Regions from separate parts of the Homo sapiens genome. Here region 2 is linked to region 1. Evidence: chromatin loops called from intact Hi-C (ENCODE). Cell type or tissue: endothelial cell of umbilical vein. All regions are shown on one strand. Links, peaks and the distances in the headings refer to the core of each region. The heading gives the core; the rest is flanking DNA. Region 1 holds the start of LOC105376311 (a long non-coding RNA gene). Region 2 holds the start of LOC124902301 (a long non-coding RNA gene).

Region 1 (15,595 bases), core at 3,297-11,296:
CCTTGGACTCTTGGGCAGAGAAGCAGCAGAGAGAACCACCCCAGCTCCTGAGATTTCAGGGCAGGCAGGACCCAGCTCAGGATGACCCCAGGGCAGGAGGGACAGAGATAGTGACCAGAAGCTGGGGACACTGTGAGAGACACAGACCCCGGCCCCACCCCACAGGACACAGAGGGACACAGACCCCGGCCCCACCCCACAGGACACAGGGGGACACAGACACTGGCCCCACCCCACAGGACACAGAGGGACACAGACCCCAGCTCCACCCGACAGGACACAGGGGGACACAGACCCCAGCCCCACCACACAGGACACAGGGGGACACAGACCCCGGCCCCACCCCACAGGACCCAGAGGGACACAGACCCCGGCCCACCCCACAGGACACAGATGGACACAGACCCCGGCCCCACCACACAGGACACAGATGGACACAGACCCCGGCTCCACCCGACAGGACACAGGGGGACACAGACACTGGCCCCACCACACAGGACACAGAGGGACACAGACCCCAGCTCCACCAGACAGGACACAGGGGGACACAGACCCCGGCCCCACCACACAGGACACAGAGGGACACAGACCCCAGCCCCAGCTGACAGGACACAGGGGGACACAGACCACGGCCCCACCCCACAGGACATAGAGGGACACAGACCCCAGCTCCACCCAACAGGACACAGAGGTACTCAGACCCCAGCCATACCCTACAGGACACAGGGGGACACAGACCCGGGGTCCACCCCACGGGACATAGAGGGACACAGACCCTCGGCCCACCCCACAGGATGCTGGGACGATGGAGACACCCAGCCGCATGCTACAGGACACTGTGGAAACCGCTGATCCTGGGGCCATTGGAAAGCAGGGAGCCCTGAGGGCCTGGCCATGGCCCCCCTGCCAGCCCGGACCCCCATAGCTCTGCCTTGGAGTGGAAGCTTAGCTCTAGGCAAGGCCGGGCCATTTCTGTCCAGGAGCCTGTGGGGTCAGATGGGGTAGATGCAGGCTGAGCAGGGGAAGGCACAGCTGGAGCTCGGAGGGCGATTGGGGACAACCCAGCATGTCCAAAGTTAGGGACCCCCTCTCCCAGCTACAGCTTCCCTCCTTCTGGGAGAGACCCCTGTTGGTGGGCTGTCGGGCTGGAGCATGGCCGGCAGCTGGCCCGAGCCATGTTTCGTGGGGTGTGTGTCACCACGCAGTCCGCGAGCTTCATAGTTTCCCACTGACGTCACCGCATGGCTAGAATGTGAAGTGACTGCAAACCCTCAGAGGCATAATTGCAGTTGTCTTTGCAAAGTGAAATCAGATGGCTTTTGCAAACCTCCCCCAGCCCTGCCTTCTCCCCGCGGCTCTCCCTTTTTTTTTTATTATGTTCCTTGGGCCACATCCAGATGTTTCCTGCAACTACAACCCTCCAAAAGTTACACAAAGAGAGCGAGAGCGTGCAGCTTCCTGCCTGCAGGGTGGAAGTGGCGACGTGGCAGGGTGGGGGCGGCCACGTCTACAGGGTGGGCGGGGGCGACCACGTCAGCAGCTGGGGCAGCAGGCTCCAGGCAGGTCCCAGCCCCCTGCCTCCTTGTGCCTGGGGTCTGGGCGCTGAGAGACAAGGCCGGAGGGCCACGGTGCATGAGGGACAGCCCCTTCCGGCCGCTGCGGCCCTGGCCCAGCAGTGGGCCGAGTGGAGACCGCGGCCGGGAAGGAGCAGGGCACCTCGGTCAAGATCAGCCTTTGGGTTCGGGCTGCTCCGGGCGCCACTCCCAGCTGCGCTACTTACACGTGTGGCCTGGGAGCCACGTCTCCACCGGAACCTCTGTTTCCACGGCGATAGGGGTGGTTGCTGGGAGCTTTAATTAAAACCAGTCTCTGTCCACTGCTGGCAGCAGGGAGCGCCTCACCTGGACCCAGGCACCTAGGACAGGTGTGGTCTCGGAAGACACAGCAGAGCCCGACACGGAGGGGCTTACAGGGGAAGGGCCTTGAAGGAGGCCCAGGGTTTCCTGAGGCACAGGCAGGGAAGGGGGGCCGAGGCGAGGAAGCGGCTTTATCAGAGGCCTGGCAGCTGGGCACAAACGCCGTGGGGGCCCAAGGCGTCCCTGAGAGAGACGCACGTGAGGGTCTCTGGAGAAGGAGGTCCGCCATTTCCAGGGAAAGGGGACACCTGTAGGTTTCCCCTGCGGCATCCCTCTGTCCTGTCTGCCTCCCTCGCCCAGAGGATTCCCAACTGTAGGGGGCAGGCAGGGCTGGCTCACGCCTGACCTCAGTCCACAGCCTGTCCCTCTCTGACCTAGGCCATCCCTGGGTGTAGGCACAGTCCCTGGTGGGCAGAGCTGGGAACGTGGACAGGTGGAGACAGGTGTCAAGGCCAGGCAAAGGCTCAGCAAAATGTCTAGAGGGGGTAAAATGGCCCCCGAACCTTCCAAGGGCTGTTTCAGAAATAGGACTTGAAAGTTCGTAGTCAACCCAGGCTGACACCTCCTCATCACCTGCCTTCAGAACCCATCCATGGAAATGCTGACACTGCAGTTCAGGGTCCCCAAACCACCCTCAGGCTCAGGGACGTGCTGGACTGGCTCACAGAACTCAGCCAGGCAGCGATACCCGAGGTCAGGGTTTAGCGCCGTGAAAGGACATAGCCTCGAACCAGCAAACTGGGCATCTCTAGAGGGCAGGGTTTAGGGGAGACCAGACTCCAGCACCCAGGGGTCTTCTCTCAGTAGAGTCGGGCAGACGATGCTCAATTCTCCCAGAATGGTGTGCACCAGCCAGGGGGGCCCAGCCACGCCTCGGGGCTCAGGGTTCCTACTGGGGGTCCATCGCAAAGACATGCCTCACTGCCCGTGTGCTTGGCCTTGGTCTCATCCCCAGGATGATGAGCCGATACAGCACAGCCCAAGGTCCCACTGTAAATGACATCATTAGCGCGGTCACTAGGGTGGCCCAAGACCCCCAAGCAAACACAGACACTTATCACGCAGTATATTTCAAGTGGCTAGAGGTCAGAGGTCACCTCCCAGGAGCTAGGCCAGAGCCAGACCTTTCTTTGGAATGTGCAGGGTGTGGACAACTCAGGCCTGCTGAGTTAACCCTTTCCTGCACAGTGACCAGAACCCACCAGCACCCCACTGGGAGGTGATCAGCTTGAATGAGTCCCGACTGAGGCAGGAGAGGGGAGGAGGCGGAGAAAACCACAGACAAAATTACAGTCCAGTGGGAGCCAGGGCAGCTGGCGTCACCTCCATTTTACAGATGATGTGGGATGGAGGCAGGAAGAGGGGTTATGACGTGCCCAGGTCACAGAGCCAGCCTGGGATGGTGCCAGAACCCCACCCTGATCTCATGCAGCTTGCTCCTGTCACCCCTGGCCCCGCCTCTTCAGCAGTGGAGGAGACAAATGGGGCCTGGCCCATGCCTTGACGGGGGCCCTAGAACTGGGGGCCTGGTGGTGGCTGCCTCCTGGGAAGTATCGGCGTCTCTCTTGAACTAAGGTGGAGCTTGGGTTTTGAGAGCAAGCGCTCTTTGCAGTGGCCACGTGCTGGGCCCTGCTCAAACCTCTTCGGACTCCCAGAAAGAATGAGGTCGGGCCCTTTCCACCCTGAAATGTGCAGCAAGCATCTGAGAAAGGGGAGGGCAGTGCTAAACCCTCAGGACGGAGCCCAGCGGCTGTGATCCCGGGCAGCAGGGAGGCAGTGTTAGGGGAGGGGGAGGCCTCCTTGCTGCCCCCACCAAATCACACGGACCATAGGGTGTGGATTCCAGAACAACTCCCTCTTTCCACAAAAGGGAAAGCCGAGACCTCGAGTGAGCAGAAAGGATGAGCCTGTGGTCACACGGAGCTTGTCCCAGGCCGGCCGCTCCCATGCTGCTGCTCCCATGCCGCCGCTCCCAGGCTGCCCATCCAGCTAAGGATGTCCCTGACACGGGTTCCTTTGGATTCTTCATAGAAACATTTTGGAAGATTCATGTCTAAGGGTTTTAATGAAAATGGCAGCTTTCCAGGCTGGTCTTGGATAGCAATCGTGAGCAGCCCCGCCGGCCAGTGCTCACCTGGGGCCCCAACCACTCGGGAGGGGGAGGGGGCATGTTGAGTCAGCAGCAAGAGAGATTGCAGTTAGACCTAAGAAAGTCCACCCAAGTGAGAGCCAGATGGCCATGCCTGGTTATAGACAAGTTTCAGGAGCCCCTCCACAGCCCCCCACCCCAGCACTTCCTCCTATAACATGCAGGTACAGGGCCTGGAAGTTCACAGGCACACGCACAGTAGCCTAAAAGCCTCAGTGATCTCGGGAAGTCCTCATAAACAGTGGTTGGACCAGGTGATACCGTCCAATGGTCTGGCCAGCATAGCTCAACGTTTATGGACTCTTCGGCACGCAGGCACCATTCTGCCCTCCCAGGCCGATAACCAGAAAGGCATGCCATGATTCTTCCAATTAGCTTAATTGGGAAATTGGTTCCATGTGGTCTCAAGGGCCACCATCTATGGGAGAAGGCAGGTCAGCGGGACAGCGAGTCTCCCAGCACCAACCCACAGAGCCCCCACCCAGAGGGAGCTTACGGGCTCAGAGCAAGGAGCCTTATTCCACACCTCCTTTTCTCCTTGTACTTCCAACCCCACCATCTGGGGTGGAGCTCTAGCTCATGGTAGATGCTCTGAAAACCGTGGCTGTAAGCAGCTGGACCTCCAGGCCCCAGTGTTCGTCACTATAAGATGGGGAAACGTCAACACTGGCCCAGGGGGCAGGAATAAGATGATTTGAACCATGGGTCTATAAGGAGCACCTGGTGGGGAGGTCATTAAAGGCCCTTGGTTTCTTCAAGCTGACCTGGACCTTCATGAGCCCTACTTGGGGCACCAGGGAATTGGGAGATTTTCTTTTCCCTATTTCGCACCTGAAGAACTCCTGTTCATCCGTCAGTGCCCTGCTCCAGTGCTGCCTCCTCTGGGAAGCCATTCAGCCTCCTCTACCCATGGTTGCCTCTCCTCCATATTCCCATCGCACCTTGATTATGGCCTCCTCATGGCACAGATCAGCCCACATTTGCTGCCCACATGCAACACCATGAGAATATTCTAGACCTGCACTGTCCAATGCACAAGCCACTTGCCACATGTGGTTTCGAGAGCCTGAAATGTGACCTGTACAAATTGAGATGTGCTATAAGGCTAAGATAAACACCAAATCTCAAAGACTTGCCACCAAAATATGAATGTAAAATATCTCAATAATTGTTATATTGATTGCATGTGGAAATTATAATATTGTTTATGTATCGGGTTAAATAAAATATTACACTTATTTCACCTGGTTTTAGTGTGGCTACTAGGAAATTTTAAATTAATTACATATATGGCTCACATTGGATTTCTGTTGAACAGACTCTGCAAACTCTGCTCTCTCCTGGAGCCAAGTACAGGACCTAATCCATGCAATTTCCAGTCTGTATTTGCTGAATGAATAGGTGGATGGATGAATTCTGGGTGGGTGGGTGGATGAGTGGATGGATGGGAGGGTGGATGGATGGATGAATAGATGGGTGGGTTGGCTGGGTGGATAGATAGGTGACTGGGTGAATGGATAAGTAGACAGATGGGTGACTGGGTGGGTGGGTGGATGGATGGATGAATGGATGGATGGATGACTGGGTGAGTGAATGGGTGGTTGGGTGGATGGATGGGTGTGTGGATGGATGGATGGATGGATGGATGGATGACTGGGTGAGTGAATGGGTGGATGGGTGGATGAGGGTATGTGGATGGATGGATGGATGGATGGATGGATGGATGGATGGATGGATTGGTGGGTGGGTAGGTGGATGTGGATGGATGGATGGATGGATGGATGGATGGATGGATGGATTGGTAAGCGGATGGATGGATGCATGGATGGATGGATGGATGGATGGATGGATGGATGGATGGATGGATTGGTGGGTGGGTAGATGGATGGATGGGTGAATGGATGGGTGGATGGGTGAATAGATGGGTAGATGGATGGATGGATGAATAGATGGATGGATGGATAAATTGGTAAGCGGGTAGATGGATGGATGGATGGATGAATGGATTGGTGGGTGGGTAGGTAGATGGGTAGGTGGATGGATGGATGGGTGGGTGGGTGAATAGATGGGTAGGGAGATGAGGTGGTGTATGCACAGGGCTAAACACCATGAGCCTTGCCTTGGAGCCTCTGATTCACCATGGTACACCTGTGCACTTGTGAAATGCAGACAACTTGTGAAATTTACAAAACCACAGTTCCCACCTCTTGGAACTACACCCAATTTATTCATGTGATCAGCCCCAGTGGGTGCCTGCCTTGGAGTCTCAGGGGACCTGGTTAAGAAGATGGGAAGCTCTAGCCAGCAAGGAGTGAAGAGGTTTGCAAACACACTCTTGACCAAGCCTAAAGACTAAATCCAGACCGTGCTCAGGCTGGATTGGGCCTGAGGGAGGGGAAGACTGGGAAGACTGGGAGCTGGCCTTCTTCTCAGGGAGGAGTCTATAAGGCAGAGGAAGGGATGGAGGGAGAGAGGGAAGGGAAGGAGGGAGCAAAGACACAGGCCAGGCAAGCCTCCTGAGCAGGAGGAAACGTTTGTGAAAGGTGAAAGAGGCATTCGAAGGGGGATTGAGAAGAAGCACTGGAATTGCTGGATGTCTGGGCGATACATCCAGCAATTCCAGCACATGTCTGCCTGGGCAACATGGAGAACCCTCAGCCCCAATGGTCCCCGCCTCATCACCAGCCTCTCTCCCCATGTGTCTCTGTGTTACTCTTTGCACACCTCAGTTCTCTCCTGCCTCTGAGCCTTCGTATATGCTGTTCCCCCAGCCTGGGATGCCTTTCCCTGTATTGCTGTGTAGTTGTGCTATAGACAGAATATCTGTGTCTCAACAAAAGTCATGCATTGAAATCCTAACCTCCAAGATGATGATGTTGGGAGATGGGACCTCTGGGAGGCTCTGCCCTCATGAGTGGGATGAGCACCCTTATAAAAGAAGTCTCTGAGAACTGCCTTGCTCACTTCTGCCATGTGAGGATGCAGACAGAAGCAGCCAGCTCTGAACCAGCAATGGGCCCTTGCCAGATACCAAATCCGCAGGTGCCTTGATCTTGGACTTCCAGCCTCCAGGACCATGAGCAATAAGCTGCTGTCTGTGAGCCACCCAGCCCAAGTGGACTAGGACAGGTCGGCTTCCCGTGGAGGCCCCACCTGCCATGCTGTCCAAATCAGCAACCCCACCACCACCTCCCACACTCACTGCCTTCCCCATGACTTGATTCCTCACATGCTTATCTGGGACCAAGGGCTCCAGCTCCAGATGCAGGCATCCACCAGCCTCAAGGCCAGGCACCACAAGCAGGCCCCAGGCATGCCACTTTCTCCCCTCTGTCTTCCTTTGACCTCAGAAGGCACCCTCCTGAGGCTTCCTGCAGTCTCTGGGGACAACTTAGTTGTGTCCCAGTGGGGTTCAACTCATTAGAATTCATAGTCGCTTTGTAGTTGACAAGGTCTGCTCCAGAAGGACCACCACAAATCTCCCCTGGGACTAATCAGGGCAGATGTCCCAGGCACCACACTTCCATGCTTCTGAACCACAGTGTTCTGCATCCCCTCCCTCCCCTCAGCAGCAAGCAGGGGAAGGGCACTCTCCCCAGCCCATGAGATGGGCAGCAGGCAAGGAGGGGTGCAGGGGCTCTGCCTGGGGAATCGCAGAAGCATCACACAGTTCTCTGCCTTCACTCCTGGCCCTGAAAGCCCCTTCTCTGTATTTTGCTCTTCATTTCCAGAGCAGGATGTGGGAAACACAAGCACTGGAGGAAAAGGAGGACCCTTCAGCTAAGACGGAATCAGGGATGTTCATATGCGGGTCCGTCCCTGCTTCTACAGCCCGCCACGGTCCATTCTGGGGCAGCATCTTGGCCCCTAAGCATGGGGACAGAGAGCAAAAAGGCAGCATCTGCAAATCAAACTAAGCAGCATGTTCCAGGGCTGGGCAAATGGGAGAGGGAGGAGCCGGGAGGTGGTTGCCAGGGAAACATCAGAGCTTAGCCAGTCAGCAGGGGCCACCAGTTTGGTTGCCGGGTGCACTCTGCAGGATGACACTGCCCTCAGGTGGTGGATAGGGATGCTGACAGCCACGGCACCAGGGACCGCTATGTCCTGAGCCGATGGAGGCACCTTAGGATGTTTTCCCCTCGCTCTGTGTATACTAAAGATACCCAAGTAGGGCTGACCCTGCATACAGCTCCCATGGCCTCTCTGGGGGAGCAAGCTGAGGATATTCCGTTGTGATGAGGTTTCACAAGCATCCTGACCTCTGGGGAAGTTGCTTTTGCCACAGTTCCCATCAAGTGTTGCCCTGCATGCCAAGGAAACAGAGCCCCTTGCAGGGAAGACAAAGGGTCCATGAGATGCCTCCTTCCTTGAACATGACAAAATTCAGTGCTGTCATCCACATAATTCAGCGGCAAAGATAGGTTTTACTGAATTTCTTCAGTAAGGTATTTTCGTTTTCTAAACCCTAAAACTTGGAATAATTAGAGGTTGCCACCCAGTGGGGACTCAGAAAATTGCAACCCAGCTTTATCAGCTGTTGTAACTCTCCAAACAAAACCAAGGTCTCTGCCTATGTGTCGGGGGTGGGGTGGGGCAGGGTGGGTGTTCAGGGACTGGTGGAGTTTCTAGAGCCCCAAGAGGGGTGACATGTCCAACAGAAAGAAACCACCAAATTCCAAATTCAGGAGGACAGTGGAACAAAGTCTGCTGGCCTTGGACCTTTAAGCTGTCTGCCTTCCCACACCCTCGCTTTCCAACTCACCCAATGAAGAACACAGCTGCACAGTGACAGTCCCATCAAGCCTGTGTCTGCTGCACCCAGACAAAGCCTCAGAGTCCTTCTCATCACAGTGCTGTCAGCAGCCCCTGCTACCAACTAGAATGGTCAAATGGCTGTATGGCCCCCTCAATCCATGTTCCATTTGCTCCTAGTTCACTTGGGGTTTTTTGGCAAATTGTTTGCTTTTCTCTAAAGTATATTGTTTGTAACTCAAGTAGCTTGTTTGTTGCACCCAAAGTTCACTAGGTTTGTACTTACTGGAAAATTCCTGGGTCCTGCCCTTTTGACGTGTCCCCACCCAGGGCCCCCTGCCACCACATGCCCTCCAGTGACACTGACACCTTGGCCCTCTATTCCCTGGACAGTCTGCAGTTGGCTGGCCCCAGGCACCTGCAGTCCAGGTGACCCCACCTTCCACTCTCACTACCAGCCCTGTGACATTCTGCCCCACAGCTGGGTTAGACTCCCTGAGCACATGCACCTCCGGTTCTCCCAGGCCCTTCACTGCAGCTGGGTCCTCAGTAGACCCACACACTTGTCATGGCTTCTGTGCAAGCCACCCACGTCCCTGGGCACCCAGAGAAAGGACCTTAGTAGAAAAGGCCAATGAGGCTGCAAAGCCCGGCACCTGGAAGGTCTCTCGCTCTCAGTCTCGCCCAGCTGCCCCTCACTGAGTGTTGGAGTGATGCCAGAGGGGAGCCACTGCAGGTCTTGGCTCAGGCAGCACCACAAGCAAGGTGCTAGGATTAGCCCCATTCCACAGGGGCAGAAACTGAGGCTCTGGGTGAGCGAGCAGGGAGCTGACGTGAGTGACTCCAGAGCCCACACTTATATCTCGCAGGGGCAGAGCAGAAGAGACCGAGGACTGGATTCCAGGCCAGCACCACCAGCAGGGCCCTTGGCTCCTGGCCACTACCTGAGATACAGAGGGTCTGCAGAGCCCATGTCCTCCTGCTCCCCTCCCCCACCCCATCCAACCTCCAACAAAGGAAAAATCTTCCCCAAACCCTGCCTGTCTGTTAGGAAAGCTCCCCTACTTCAGTCCCCTGGCCCTGGGGCCACTAACCCAGGTCTTACTGACCAAGAACTTGGGGGATTTTTATGCAACAGCAAGAGTCTGAACCAGAGAGGGGTGAGATACTCCCCGGGTGTCAAGCTGAGGCCCTGGTCCAACCACAACTCCTGGCGTGTTCACTGGCACTGGGCCTGGAAGCCAGGCCATGGCTTCTCCAGGTGGGCAGTGTCTGGGAGCTGGGACCCCACTTCTGCTTCCCCCTACCCCAATGCACACAGGCTGCTCCCAAACAGGCTGAGCCTGGGGGACCTTTCAGACTGAAATGCAAGAGCTGAACTGTGGAGGCAGACTTGCCACAAGCAGCCCTGTGATGGTCTCATGCCCATCCCACAGACAGTGGGCACACCAAACAGGGGAAACCGAGTCACAGGCATGTGCAACAGTGATCACCAGCTCAGCAGGTCCAGGGCCAGGACTCCAGAGAAACCCCTGCCCACCGCCACCCCACTCAGCCTGGAGGAAGCCCCACAGCTGGGCCCAAGCACCCTGGTGCCCCACCAGCCGCATCCTCCTCCCTCTGGGTGATAGGGCACTGAGTCTCCGCACCTGACTCGCTCAGGGTGCTGCTCCAGATTCTACGTGTTCCTCCTGCTCCCAGGTGAGAGCAGCACTCCTGACCACTGCTGGTCATGCACCAGCCTCAGCTTCCCCAGCTGTGACAGCTACCAGGGAACAGGCCTGCGGTGGCAAATGTGCCGTGTGTGCTGGAGGGTGGACATGCTGCTTCCGACAGCTGCACCCCAGTGAGTGCCGGGCGAGAGGAGCCCAGCGAGAAGCTTCCCAAAAGCGCCTCCCTCCTTCCAGGACGGGCAGCAGGAGAGCAGGGAAGTGCTACAGGCCCACCTGGCTTCCCTTTGAAGCCCTTAAGGAAAGCCCCTCTCTGATCACTCTGTGGGAACAAGGCCACCGCTGACCAGCAAAGACAATCTTCCTGAGAGTCCTGACACTGTTGTGTAGGTTGTGAGACCCGTCTCTCTCCAGCCCTGCTTCCTTTGTGAACCTGGGCTTGTCACCCCTGCCCCTCCTCCTTCACGGAGCTGCTGGGAGGACAACATGAAGCCCCTGGAGATGAAGGACGTTGCTACGCCGGTAAGGGCCAGGCAGATGTGAGAAGGGCGTGAGGGCCGCGTTCAGCAGCCGTGCAGTGGTGCAAAGAAGATGCTGCTGGGCAGGTGGGTGTTGGGCCTGCTCAGGTGGAATCCAGCAGCCCCCCAGCCCCCCAGGAAGAACCTGGGCTACGGTTCTTCCACAGTTACCTGCCGTGAGCGAGCACTGTGGGAAGCAGCGTCCCCCTCCACACCTGGGCCAGGATCCTCAAGTGACTCGCACCCCAACCTTAGAAGTGTAGGAGGGGGTGAGGGGGAAGGAGTTGGGGGGGCAGTCAGCCTCAAAAGTCACTTCACTGGGCCGGGCGTGGTGGCTCACGCCTGTAATCCCAGCACTTTGGGAGGCCAAGTCTGGCAGATCATTTGAAGTCAGGAGTTCAAGACCAGCCTAACCAACATGGTGAAATCCTGTCTATATTAACAATACAAAAAAAAAAAAAAAAAAAGCTGGGCATGGTGGCATGTGCCTGTAATCCCAGCTACTCAGGAGACTGAGGCAGGAGAATCACTTGAACCCTGGAAGTGGAGGTTACGGTAAGCCAAGATCGTGCCACTGCACTCCAGCCTGGGTGGCAGAGCAAAACTCTGTTTAAAAAAAAAAAAAAAAGTCACCCCATTGGCCTCCTCCCATCACCAACCCCGTTCCCCCATTCTGTGTGTCTCCACTAGCACATCTGACTGTGGGGATTAGCAAAGGCGTGGAATCGCTCTGGAAAAGCTAGGTCCTTATTTCTAACTGCTGGAATGTCTCACGATAGGTCTTCAGTAAGCAGGTTGGTTTCCATAAGGACTTAGGCAACAGTCTGTGACTTTTTTATTTTTGAGACAGTGTCTTGCTCTGTTGCCCAGGCTGGAGTGCATCAGGGCGACCATAGCTCACTGCTGCCTTGACCTCCCAGGCTCAAGTGATCTTCCTGTCTCAGCCTTGAGTAGCTGGGACTACAGGCATGTACCACTGTGCCCAGCTAATTTTTGTGGGGGTTTTTGGTGGAGACGGGGTTTCTCCGTGGAGATGGGGTTTCTCCACATTGCCCAGGCTGATCTCAAACTCCTGGGCTCAAGCAATCTGCCCACCTCGGCTTCTCAAAGTGCAGGGATTACAGGGACCTCAGCCAACTTTTTCATATATATAAATGCTGCTTTCAGTTTTTAAAATTAGCTTTTTAAATTTTAGAATAGCTTTTAGATGTACCGAACAGTTGCAAAGATACTACAGTTCCCATATGCCCCACGCCTAGCTCTGCTCACACTAACATCTCACGTTAGTCTAGCACCTTTGTTGCAATCATGAGCCAGCACTGATACACCTTTATCTATGTCGCAACAGGACATTCAGTCATCGTGTCTCCTGAGGCTCCTTTTGGCTGTCACAGTTTCTCAGACTTTCCTTGTCTTTGATGACCTTGACTGTCCTAAGGGCTGATCAGGTGCTGTTTCAGTCCGTTCTCACTCCGCTACAAAGAACAGTCTGAGACTGGGTAATTTATAAAGAAAAGAGGTTTAACTGGCTCACGGTTCTGCAGGCTGTCCAGGAGGCATGGCTGGGGAGGCCTCAGGAAACTTAGAATCGTGGTGGAAGACGAATGGAAAGCAGGCACGTCCTACATGGCAGCAGGAGAGAGAGAGAGAGTGAACAGCCAGATCTCGTGAGAACTCACTCACTATTACGAGAACAGCAAGGGGCAAGTCACTCCCATGATCCAGTCCCCTCCCATCAGGCCCCTCCTCCAACATGGAAGATCATAATTCAACATGAGTTTTGGGTGGGGACACAGAGCCAAACCCTGGCCCCTCCCAAATCTCATGTCCTTCTCACATTTTTGTTTGTTTGTGGTTTTTGTTTTTGTTTTGTTTTGTTTTGTTTTTTGAGATGGAGTCTCACTCTGTCTCCCAGGCTAGAGTGCAGTGGCAAGATCTTGGCTCACTGCAACCTCTGCTTCCCAGGTTCAAGAGATTCTCGTGCCTCAGCCTCCTGAGTAGCTAGAATTACAGGCACCTGCCACCAGAGGGAAGGAGGGAGGAAGGAGGGAGGGAGGGGGAAGGAGAGAGAGGGGAGGGAAGGAGAAAAGAAGGAGGGAGGTAGGAAAGAAGGAAGGAGAAGGGGGAAGGAAGGAGGGAGGGGAAGGAGGGAGCAAGTAGGTAGGGAGGAGGGAAGGAAGGAGGTAGGGAGGAAAAGAAAGAGAAGAGGGAAGGAAGGAGGGAGGGGGAAGGAGGGAGGGGGAAAGGGCGGAGGGGGGAAGGAGGGAGGGGGAAAGGGTGGAGGGGGAAAGGAGGGAGGGAGGGGGATGGAAGGAGGGGGAAGGAGGGAGGGACGGGGGAAGGAGGGAAGGAGGGGGAAGGAAGGAGAGAGGAAGAGGGAAAGAGGGAGGCAGGGGAAGGAAGGAGGGGGGAAGGAAGGAGAAAGGAGGGAAGGAGGAGGGGAAGGAGGAGGGAGGGGGAAGGAAGGAGGGAGGGGGGAGAGGGAAGGAAGGAGGGAGGGGGAAAGCAGGAGGGAAGGGGAAGGAGGGAGGGAGGGGGGAAGGAGTGAGAAAGAAGGAAGACCACTGAGCCTCCTCTCTGTGCTTCCCAAATGCCCCCACTGACCCACACAGGGGTCTCTGCCCTGCCCTTGGACCTCAAAGGCTCCGTTGCTCACCTTGGAGGGCACCATGGTACCTGACCTTCCCCATCCCCCATAATGGGCAAAAGCCATGATGCCACCTCCTGGATCCCAGGCCCTGGAACCTGGGCCTACAGTCCTGTGCTTGTCCAGAGGTGGACCCCGGGTCAAATCTCCAAGGATTCCTGCTCACCACCCTTTGCTCAGGGAGCAAAGTCGGCCTGGCCTCCTCCACCCATGCCCTGCATTAGAGCCTCTTCACACCAAAAGAAAGGAGGAAGTGGCTGCTTCCTCCTAAAGCATTTTCTGGGTGACCAAGGCCCTGGTCACAACAGCCCTGGAAAGTGGGGAGTTTGTCCTCACTTTGGAGGTGGGGAGATGGGGAAACTGAGGCTCAGAGAGGGCAGGACCCGCCCCCCTCCCTCCTTGGCGCTCTGTCCTCACCTTCCCTGACCCTGCTCCTGCTGCAGGCCAAGCCCACCTGGCACCCAGTAGGGCTGTGTGCCCAGCTTCCCGAACAGCTGACTGCTGAGGCATCTTGGTGAAACTGGGATGAAGCCGGCTCCTGACTGGACCGCTTGCTGCAGTGAGCAGGGGTATGGCTGGGTGGCGGAGCGCCCAGGTGATTCTGACTCACAGTAATCAACCCCACTGCCGGAAGCCACTGTGGCACCCACAGGCCTGGAGGAGCAAGAAGGGACTGGAGGACCCGCGCTGTCCCAGCGTCGCCAGCAGGGGGCAGGGCTGCTTCACGCCGCAGCAGGCGCCGGGGCATCTGTCCTTGGGGACACTCGGGTTCCTAATCAGCTCCATAACCGAGGTGGTGGGATGGGACCTGGTCCTGCCTTGGCCTCCCTTTGGGCAAACTCCTTCCTCGCAGGGCCTCTGCGAAGTGTGGGGACACAGCTCTGCAGGGGCTGCGGGCTCCCTCCGGGCATCTTTACAGAGGGGGCTCGCTGCAGAAAGGCAGGTAGAAAATGCCAGACTCAATGGCCTGCCCGCCCCGATGCTGTCTGAGTCCCTGCCAGGGGGCGGCTGTGCCCATCTGAGAATCCAGGGGACTGGGCTGAAGGCTCTATGTGGCCCTTCCCGATGTCTCCACGCCCCAGCCCCTTCCTCCTGAGGCCCCTGAGACTTCCCTGGCCTCCTCTGGTCACCCAGGTGCAGCTGTCCTTGGGCACAGCGATGACCCCTCCTCCGCCCTGAGTGTGCACTGCCTGCACAAAGTGCAGGGGCTGCCCCGTTCTCTCAGGATGTGCTCTCAGGATGCGCCCCATTCCCCACGTGCGCCCTTCCTCCCATCATGCTGTCTGCTGGCTGATGGCAGGGACGGAAGCACAGGGAGCTCAGCGGTGCCCATCCAGGAGCCATGTGTCCCTGCCCCCACCGCAGGTGCCTGAGCCCCTGCCCCCTCCCTTGCCTCTCAGTTCACAAACCTCCAGCCCACACTGGCTTGCTGTCGTTGCCTGAGAGTGACGGTGAAGAACTTATCAAGCCCAGCATCTCTGGTCCAGAGGGACTGCCCTGGGCAGGAGTCACCGTGGCAACCAAATGCCGAAGGGAGGCCCAAAGCTGGGTTGTCCTGCGATGCCGCGCCAGCCAGCAGCCTGGAGTTTCTGCCTGGCTGGTGGGAGCACGGGGTGGTGTTCGTGTCCCTGGAGGGGCACCAAACTCCCCCCACGCTCACCCCAGGAAGTCCCATAGTAACACCCTGCCCCATTATTAAAACAAGCACCAAGGCCCTGGGAACTTACGGGAAGCTTCCCCTTCCTGGGCTTCTCCCAGAGCCCCGAGGGGTCCGTGTCCTGCAACCACAGACCTCAGCTTTCCCCTTTTGTCCCTGCGCTCTGGCCTGAGAACTCCGAGGGCTCACTCTCACCCCAAGGACGGGTGTCCGTGGAGGCTGTGCCCAGAGTCCAGGGGGCCACCAGGGCACAGAGCCAGCTTCCAACCGCTGGTGTCTCACACAG
Region 2 (10,042 bases), core at 1-8,000, 330 kb before region 1:
CTACCAAGAGTTTACCTCCATTCTGAGAAGCTGCCCTGTGGCGGCAAACATCCCCACCCCCTCCCACACGGCCAAGCCCACCCAGCTTTCCCCAGCCCAAATCCCAAACCTGAGATGCTCACCCGATCACCCTTGATGCCCATGTCTCCTTTAAACCCAGGAAAGCCGTCTTCACCCTGAATATGGGACAAGAGAGTGCCCTAGTCTAGGCAAGAGGACCCGCCTCCCTGGCGGTCCCTTCCCCGCTCCAAACAACCACACTCAGCACCAGGTCCCCCACGCTTGGGGGGCAGCACATGGCCCGGACGGGGTGGGCTTGGGGCCCATCCCTCGAGAATGGCTTTCCCATGAGCTCTGCGTTCCCAGCTGTAACGTTCTGAAGCTGGAGAGAGCTGCGTCCCTGCTTCTTGGGCAGGCCCAGTTTGAATCTGAATGTTCTGCATGGCGAGGCCTCAGCAAGCCCAGGCCCCTGAGCTCCCGGTATCATTTCTCAGTGCACTCTGTGGCGTCCCATCAGCACTGAAGCACTGAAGTGACGGGTAAAGGGGGTGACAATTGAGGACGGGGAGCTGGATGAAAATGCCCCTGCAAAGAATCCCTAACGCCTGCTCTTGCCGGCACTGCAGTAACAGGCAGTGCTTTCTGAAGGGTAGGGGTGTTGCCGGGGGTGGCGGGGGAAGTCAGCGGCCCGCGCACCCCTGGGTTACTGGTGAACCTGGGACCCAAGTGAGGCTGCCGCGCGTCAGTGCCCCCTGCTGTCCGTTTGAGTCCCTGGTCTAGACGTTCCCCATCCCGGAAACCGCAGGGCAAAAGCCCTCAGATCCTTCAGCAGAGGGCACGGGTGGCTCCCAGAGAGGGGACCCTTGGCTGGGCTTTTCCTGTCATTATTCAGGGGCTACATCTTGATCCAAAAAGAGTGAAAGGACAGGATCTGGGGACTCAGCCGGTCGTAAACATTCAAGGCCCGGCTGGGGGCACACGCAAGGGAGGCAGCTTTCTGTGCAGTGAGAATCCAGCCCTTTCCAGCCAGCGCCAGCTCCCGGGGCTCCCAGGGCCTCAAGGCACTTGTTCACAGTGTTCACATAGTGCTGGAAGCTGAGCAGCGGCCACAAATAATGCAGAAGTCCACAAAGACGGTCCCTTGGCACTGCCCCACTCCTTCCCCAGACCATGTCGGGCTGCCTGCGTGGCCCTCGGGAACAGTGCGGGAGCTCTCCTGGCAAGAAGGCATCCCCTGCACAGCCCAATCAGTATCATCTCAGGCAGCCCTGTCTCTGGCTAGGGACAAACGTGACAAGATCAAGCGGCAAAGCTGGACTCTGTGAAGCCACCTTGGAAAGGATGAAAGGTCCTCAGGTGAGGGAGCCTCCCGGGGACCAACGGGATGGAATTCTGGGATGGGGACCCTGTGTTCGTAAGGCCCTCGTGTTCCGAAGCCCCGACGGGCTCCACGTAGAAAGCAGTGCTCTTGGAGAGGCCAAACTGCTCAGCTTTCCCGGATGAGGACTTAGGATTCCGCTGTGCGGATGCCCTTGGGAAGGAGCCGAGATGGCACAGGCTCAGGCCTCCTGGCCGGTCCTCCCACAAGGGCAGACACTAAGAACAGAAACCAGGGACCAGCACGCTCAACAAACTCCGTGGAACAAGAGCGTTCCTGCTGCCACATCATTTCTGATCCAGTTGTGGCCACTCAATGCGTCCCCTCGGGAATGGCTTTAAGGCCGGCAGATTTCACAAGAAAGGATCCAAGCGACATCTTCGACAGGTAGCAAATAAGGAGTCTCGGCACGTGGACCATCACGCCAGCACCCGCACTCCAGCCCCGCAGGCCGCCGTGGCCAGGGGAGAGCCCAGAGTCTGCCCAGCAAAGGGGACCAACATGCCTTACGGAAAGCAAGTATTGCATGGCTACACGGCATGGCAGGGCGAACCCACAACAGAGCGTGAGGCCACGGTGGGGAGGGTGGCACGGTGAGGCCGCCCCTGAGGCCTAAATCTGTGTCATAACTGGGCCTTGGATTTGGCTCTGAGCTTCCTTCCACCACAGTGAGAAGAGAAAGGTGGCCGGCCACGCAGCTCCATGTGGCTCAGGCTGTCGCCGCTGCAGGCTGCACCCAAGCTTCTGACTCTGGCAGGCATGCATGGGGGTGTAGTTTAGCTTTGTCTTCACCACAGTGATCTGCTTAGGCCTGACCTGCCCCCACGGACCATGGCCAATGGCACGGCCTCTCTCCCTCCCTGCCTGGCTCTGCTGCACACTGTGAGTTTCTGCAGCTTGGGCTGCCCAGGGATGAACATCTAACAACTAAGTGGACCCTCGTGCCAGCGGCCATGCAAGGCGGCCCACCTGGGAGTGGGGAGGGTGACAGGTGTCCACTGGCCCCTGCAGGCACGTGGGGGGCCGTGTGTTGTCTCTGGGGCCAAGGCCTTCTCCTTGTGCAGAGACACAAACCCTGGACCCACTCAGCTCTGCTAGGAGATGTGCCCCTGGGGACCCGAGGGCCTATCCTCAACTTACTCTTCTTCCGTCTGCAAACAGAGACACTTTCCACAGAGTGGCATCCATCCCCCTCAGTACTCAGAGGCGACATCCACCTCAGCTGGTTTCATGGAAGAAGCATTGTGGGAGGGCCCCGCTGGCTGGAATTCGGCTCCGGACTAAGCAGGGGGCCCCGTGGCTGCAAGGAGAGACTTACCTTCTCGCCCTTTGTGCCCTTCAGACCACGGATGCCATCGGCCCCCTGTGCGGGTGGGAAAAGAAAAAGGAGTGAATGGTTACAAGTCTCAGCCTTTCTAGAGCTGTCGCAGGCGTGTCAAGACAGGCTGAGCTCGCTGAAGCTGACAGATGAGGCCAGCGCCCTGCCCTCAACACACTTCCTCCCATATGTCCCCCTGTGGCCTCAGGAGGCCCAGCGTGTCCACAATTCCTGGGCTGACTCCACTGACTCCTGTTCTTCATGCAAAGACCCAAACCCATCCCCCACCTTCCAGCCCAAGCTCTGGACCCGCCCTTCCAAGGGCCCACACCCGGCAGCCAACACACCCCTCCTGCTTCCCATTATAGCATCATCTTCTAGAAACACCCCCACCTTTCAGAGGTTTGGGGAGGAAGCAGGAGGTGAGGTCTAAGGCAGACTTGATTAGGTCCCAGCTCCCCCTCCATGGCCTCTGACAATGCCCCAGACTCCTGCGTGCCTCAGTTTCCTCATTTGGGAAGTGGAGAGGACGACAACCCTTACCTCGTTACCACTGTTGGGAGGGAAATGCCTGCTAAGCTCTCAGAACAGCACCTAGCACCCAGCACACAGCAGGTGTCAATAAACAGAAGCCCAGTGCCATGTATTTCAACTCCGTGTTAACATGAAGAGATGATACTGTGATATTACTAATGAATGATGATAACATATTTATTGCAGTTGTCATGAGTTCAGGACACACCATCCCACCTCCCTGCTGAACAGGAGTTTCTGGGACGGGGCCCAGGACTATTTCTCTGACACTCTCACTGTGCCAAGCGCCTGGGGCAGTGGAGGTAAATCTGTGGGGTGGAATTACGCAGCCACACCCTTGCTGTTAATGTCTTTGACTTCAGCCCTCCCAGCAGGGTGACTTTTAGCTAGAGAGACTACCTCGGGCTACCTCAGGCCACCTGCCCGTGGGACTTGAGAGAGAGAGAGAAGCCACACTGCCCCCGGCACCGGGATTCCAGGCTGAGGCTGAAGCCGGGGCCACAGAGCACTGGAGGACGCAGGGCCTGCCGGCTGCCCTCTGGTGGTCAGAACTTCCCACATACTTGGCAGTTCTGGCCTTTCCCCAGGTCCTGGAGAGGGAGGGGCTCTGGGAAGGGATGGAGACACGGAGGAGCTCCTTTCTGCAGAGGTGGCTGGCCTTGGGCTGCGTGCCCTGGCTCTGCCAAGGAGCTGCGGATGTAACTGCAGAAACGCCTTCCACTCCAGTGCCAGCTGCAAGGCACTTCCAGCCACGCAGACAGGGCAGCGGCGTGGTTGCCCTGAACCATAATCACTGGAGGATTTGGAGCACCGGAGACAAGCAAGAGTTCTGCCACTACACCTGCAGGCACCATTGCTGAAGTCATGTCTGCTTCACACCTGGCCGCCACCACTAGTGGAGAGGCCTGGGACACCTCCCTCTACGCCCAGCACAGGGCGGAGGCAGCCGGGAGGGCAAGGTGGGCTCGGAGCAGCTCTGGTTCGTCTGGCCTGGCACTTGGCACACTAATGTGGGCCAGCATGGAGCGCCTTGGGGGGACAGGGCACAGCTCAGAAACAGCACTGGCCCAAGCAGGGAGGCCGACTCCAAACAAGCCTCTCCTACGCTAGTCTCTACCCCAGCCTGAGATGGGACATGGACCTCAAGATGGAGAGGAAGCGCCGGACAAACACAGCTTGCGTATTCCAGGGCTGAGTGGGAACGACCAGCCAAGCCGCGAGGAGGCTCAGAACAGCCTGCTGCAGGCCACTGCCCCCACTGAGCACAGCACGCGCTTGGCAGCACCTGTGGGCCCGGGCAGCCCAGGAAGGTGAGAAGTGACTCAGCTGGGCCAGCTGCTGAGAGGCGAGTGGTTTCTAAGCACTTGGTGGTGTTTTTTTCCTAGCAGATGCCTTCTTCCAAAGCAATCCTGGCTGGAAGCCCCCAGAGTTTTGAAAAGAGAACAGGTAGGGCCACGCTGGCTGACACAGAGCTGGGGGCCCCAGAAAACCACCTGCCGTCTCACCACGGCGTGGCATCGCCTCAGAGACAACAGCCCCAGAACCCCACCAAGAAGGGCTTTTTAGGAGATGAGCTACTTTCTTTTCTTAGGGCAGTTTTGAGTCCTCACCATACTTGCAAAATAGAAGAGCAACTTTGGATTCTGCTTATTTCCTCTGAAACGCACAGGAAAATCGCAGGTGTGGCTGAGAATACAATCAGGGTTGAGCCTGCTCAGCAGCGTCTGATCCTGAATGCAAGGTGATGTCCAGCTGCCCCTCCCTGCCCTGAGTCCTGGGGGACTGGGTTTGTGTGGCTGGCATTATTTCCCAGGAGCACTAAACTCCCTGGCACAGCACCCGGGGGCATTGGCACCAGCTCTCCTCCCTCTGGCTGGGCAGGCTGGGGGACGCTGCTGCTCCCTCCCTGCCCATGCCCTGCTGAGAGCAGGCAGGTAGGACCGCAGCCTCCTGAGACCCCTCTCGGTCCTACAGTTCTACCGTTTGAGGATCCCCATCGGAGGAATGGGACCAACTAGACAGAACCAGCCGCAGCCTCCTGAGACCCCTCCCGGTCCTACAGTTCTACCGTTTCAGGATCCCCGTAGGAGGAATGGGACCAACTAGACAGAACCAGCACTTCCCAGGGCTTCTTGGCCACGGGGCTGTTGACATTGGGGCTGCTGTGTCCGTGGTGGGGTGAGCAGCACCTCCCATTAGAGGGCACTCCCCAGTCATGCAGGAAGTGGCCCTGGCTGGGAAGGGCTGGATTGGGGCATCCGTGACTCGGCCGGCCAGCCGCCCCGGGAAGGAGCACTCAGGAGCTGCAGCACGGCTGGGACCAGATGTGCGCACAGCCCAGAGAGGGACAGGCTTTCGCCCAAGGCCTGGATGTGAACTCATATTTGGGGCCTCCTGGCAACCCCCTAGCAGCTGGGGGCTAAACGAGGGGTGGATTTGACTCTGCTGACAGTCAAGCTTAAACAGGTGCCCCTTCAGACGTGCAAGGCAGAGGGAAGCCTGGAGGTGGGCTAAAGGTCAGTGAACTCAAAGGAACACGAGCCTGCTGTGGCCTGAATGTCTGTGTCCACCAAAAACTCATATGGTGAACCCCAATACCTGAGGCAATGGAACTAGGAGGTGGGGCTGTGGGGAGGTGACTGACTGGGTCACAGGGTGGAGCCCCTGTGATTAGGATTATGCCTTTACCAGAGGCCCCAGGGTGCTCGTCCCCCCTCTTCTGCTATGTGTGGACACAGTGAGACGGGACCATCAAGGAACTAGACAGCAGCCTTCCGCAGACACTGCATCTGCTGGTGCTGTGATCTTGGAATTCCCAGCCTCCAGGACTGTGAGAAATAATTCCCTGTTGTTTACAAGCCACCCATTTTAGGGTCTTTTGGTTATAGCAGCCCCACTGGACTAAGAACCTTTTCCTGGGAAGAAGGTAGGGCTTTGGTGGAAAATAACGGGCCCCCTCTCACCAAGGACTATTCACCTCAAATGGCGGCAGCTCGGCCCACGCAATCCCACGCCCTGCCACCATCACTGCCACCCGGGCCAAACTCGTGAGGCGCCGACACCACTCACATTTCCAAATGCACAGGAGTATGAGAAACTTTTTCCCCGATGAAAATAATTTTAAACCTCGGTTTTCCTTCCACCCTCTGCTTCCAAGTCTAACTGGATTGCTCATGTCATGAATGAATTTTAATCAGATAGGCAAGATAAGAGCATTCTCCATAAACATTTTAAAGCAAACACCTTTTTAGCTCACAGAAGCAGCGTTATGCAATTAGCCATGTATGGGAGTTGGCAGAGGCTTCTGCTATGCGACAGGAATTTGTAAAATAAACATGCTATAGAACTCACATAATCAGCATTTCTACTAAATTATCACCCTTATAAAATTCGCTAGGCATTTTGCTGGTAGAAGCTGGCTTTAGGGAAAAACCTGACTCGCCTAAGGCTCCCAACCGTTGGGAGGTCTCTCTTCAATACCTCGTGAACTTGGAAGGTCCTCATTCCTGGGAAATGGAAGTCGGGGCCTCCGGGGGACAAGGGTGGGGCACTTGATTTGGAACCTGGTTTGATTTCTGACAGCAGCCTCGATTTTAGTGTAATCTGGGGCATGTCACTGAAAACTGATGTCTTGGGCTCTCAGAGCAGGTGAGGGGTGACCAGCCAGAGTCAGGAGGGTTGATTCGGAGCAGACGACAGTTTCCAGTTGGCCTCCATGCCCCAGGGCGGCCACACACTTCTGATGTGCAACAATGTTTGAAAAGCATAAAGCCCTTCAGACCAGGGAGGTGAGGGGCAGGGGAGCTGGTGAGTCATTTCTACAAATCCCTCAAGCTTGACTAGTTGCTATATATACACACATATTCCTTCACATCCAGTTAAAAGCATCTTGAAGGAAAGAATCATCATGAGCCTTTAAGATACCGCAAGTCCCCATTCTCAGAGGAAGAGGAGAGCTGGTCCGCGTGCGCCTAGGGGTATGTCTGTCTACACAGAACGTGCCGTGTCCAGAGAGCAGCACAACTCGAGATTGCATTACCCAGCTCAGAGCAAACACAGTTAGCTGGGCTGTGACAGAGGGGACCTGTGTCTGGGATATTGCTCTGGAGCTGTGCGCCCCATGTAACGAGGTTGTCAGAGCCCGTCATGGCAGAAACACGAATGATTGTGAATAAATGGACAGCTCCCATGAACTCCGCCTTGCGACAGCGCTGGCCCACCCAGATGCTATCGGTGGAGACAGACTCTGTTTCTCACTCGGAATGTGCAAATGGCTGGGAAGAAATGTTTCCGAGCTTCCCCAGGAAAGAGGCCAGGCTCTTGGCTTCAGCCGGGATCTGCTGTCTGCGAGGAGAGTGACAGAAGCCTGACAAATGGCAACAATTAAAGAGGCAAGAAGCAAAAGGACGTGTCCCGTCCTGACAGATGGCCGCCAGCGCGCCCCTGGCGTCGTCACCAGACTGCAGACTGTCCTGTGCTCCATATCAGCCCTCCTGACTCTAGCTGGTCACACCCTCACCTGCTCAGGCCCGCTGTCCTGAGACCTAGCGTCCACACAAGTGACTGGGAGGACTGGGCTACTCCAGACTGAATAGCAGGGACATTAAACCACAGAGAATTCCCTAAAACCAGCCACGCCAAGGCCCACAGTCCCAACCCTGACCTCCAGGACGACCTGGAGTGGCGTGAGTCTCTCTCACCTTGACTCCTCGAGGACCTGGGTAGCCAATCGGACCCTGGGGGCCAGGTGGACCCTAAAACCAAACAGAAAAAGACCGTTAGCCCCATGCCAGTGTGGAGGTGCCTGGGGAACATCAGGAAACTCCAGAGTTCGGCATACCCCTCCTGCTGAGAGCAGGGCGAACATCCCAGCTCAGAGCCTCCAGAGAGGCCCCCCGTGGGAGACTCGCACAGGTGTTCACAGCCTGCACTGACAGTGGAGGTGTGGCTGTGTCTCATGCTGAGCGGGACACAGAGGTGAAGCAAACGCTGGCCCCACCCCGGCAGTCAGGGAAATAAGGGATAGGCTGGGGGAACAGTGAGACGGTGAAAGGTCAGCGTTGGAGCTCTGCAAGGAGTGTTGTCCCTAAAGAAATGCATTCCCAGCCTAAGGTCCTTGGAATAAATCAGGAGAGCTTCCGGCTGGGAGAAGGGACAAGGCTGCTAGACAGGGAAGAGACATCCTCCAGCAGCCAAGGGCCTCGCCGATGCTCAACTAGAGCTCATGGGGGTGGGCATCCAGCCCCCATGCCCCCAGCCCAAGACTCCAGCATGATGAACGGCTCCCACCGCCTCCCTCCCAGCCCCCTTTCCACATGGTGTCACGGCAGCGGCTGGAGCTCCCAGGCAGGATGGGCTTGGTGGCCTCCTCTGCAAGGCTGCAGCTCTGAGGCCCGGGCCCGGTCTGCCTTGCTCCCTGCTGTATCCCATCGCTAACAGGATGCCTGGCACATAGAGGAACTCAGGAAGTCCCAGGGAGTAAGTGAATGCCTCTCGTTCCAGTTGAAAAGCCAGCTCTCAGAACAGTGGGCCTGTGCTGTGGGCTCCAAGTGCCAACCACCTGTCAGCACCAGTTCCGGGCACTGTGCGAGCTCTGGTGGCCCCAGGTGCTGCCTCCACCTCTGATGATAAGAGGCTGTGCCCAGGGAGGAGGGCTGGTAAACTCCCCACTGGAGGCAGCGGGAACTGGGTCTCCCATGGTGAACGGAAGCCAAGGGCCGAGGGGAGGGTTCACCCCAGTGGCTGCTGCGACCTTCAAGAGAGGGAACGGGGCAGAAGTGGCGAATCTCAGACCGCTCTGGGTCTCAGAGGCAGCACGTTGGAGAAGTGCCACTGCCCAGCAGGCCTGGCACTGGAAATTGAACTCCCTGTGAGGACTGGCGCTAGCTCTGCTGCCCTGGAGGGTCAGTCCTGGCCTACCACACCCTTGGCAAGGGGAGCTGGGACCAGGCCCCAGACCCCATCTTGCCTGCACAGGCCCTGCTTCAAGAGATAAATGTTAATCAGGCCCGATTCCAGAGCCTGTGACAACTGGGGCCTCTGGAACCCTGGAGCAGGTGGGCCTCTGCCCTCAGCCCCAGGCTCCCGACGACCATGAGCTCGGTGTGCGGTTTCAACACACAAGAAAAGCAGTCTTGGGGTGAACGAAGGTTGGCGCACACCAGGACAGCAAGAGCAGTCCCCACTGGCTACTCCTCCCGTCTGGAGGCTCTTCCCACAGAGGTGCTTGCAGCCCAGCAGCTTTGTCATGAATCGCAGTGGAGAGAAGGCGCTGGTGGACGTGCTGCATGGGACCCTCGCAGCCCAGCAGGCCCCGCAGGAGGAACCACAAGCCGCTCACAGTGTCGGACACAGTCATCCATAGAAAGACTCCATCCCTGGCACCGGCGTGACCTGGTAGGTCTGTCCCCATTCATAATAGCATCTCCCCAAAACTCAAAGGCCACCCAGCTTGTGCAGAGTCAAGACCAGGGCTGAACACGGAGACACTGCCCTGCTGCCCACACCCCATCTGGTCATGGGCACCCGATCCGGTCATGGGCAGCAACTGGAGGGTGGGGTGAGGGGCACTGACCCAGAGAGGGGTGCCCCGCTTCTTGGGGAAAAGGCCTGTGTCCCCCCCAGGCTGGGTCCCTTGGCGGAGACACCTGAGGAAGGGCTGAGTGTCCCCGGCTCCTTCCTTTCCAAGCTGGATGTCCCTGAGCAGAGGCTGAGCCCAGAGCACCTGGACCCGCCCCACCTGGATGCTGAAGGGTAGGAGGGCGTGGCGAGCACCCACCTGACCTCCTTTCTCTCCTGGAGGGCCTTCTTTG

Evidence for each region. Peaks named below come from ENCODE experiments on the same cell type or tissue, not always from the same donor. Only the 100,000 strongest peaks of a DNase experiment are listed, where the experiment ranks them.
Region 2: it touches region 1 in a loop (9-fold over the local background); 2 of 110 quality-filtered maps call a loop at or near these places.

The regions. Positions count from the first base shown.
Region 1 is chr9:134,442,265-134,457,859 of GRCh38, reverse strand. It overlaps LOC105376311 (a long non-coding RNA gene), which reads right to left and starts at 12,657. Exons shown (of 5, transcript XR_007061841.1): 1 at 12,301-12,657. RefSeq lists enhancers at 458-1,394, 1,395-2,332, 2,676-3,511, 13,944-14,522 and silencers at 7,923-8,217, 10,392-10,799. In endothelial cell of umbilical vein, for the core only: a CTCF peak has its summit at 8,123 (motif pointing left); a DNase peak (open chromatin) is centred at 8,069.
Region 2 is chr9:134,772,801-134,782,842 of GRCh38, reverse strand. It overlaps COL5A1 (collagen type V alpha 1 chain), which reads right to left. Exons shown (of 66, transcript NM_000093.5): 26 at 10,009-10,042; 27 at 7,931-7,984; 28 at 2,697-2,741; 29 at 123-176. LOC124902301 (a long non-coding RNA gene) reads left to right here and starts at 6,963. Exons shown (of 2, transcript XR_007061843.1): 1 at 6,963-9,626. RefSeq lists enhancers at 4,187-4,446, 4,001-4,610, 9,021-9,522 and a silencer at 5,123-5,268. In endothelial cell of umbilical vein, for the core only: CTCF peaks have their summits at 751 (motif pointing left) and 3,765 (motif pointing left); a DNase peak (open chromatin) is centred at 3,782.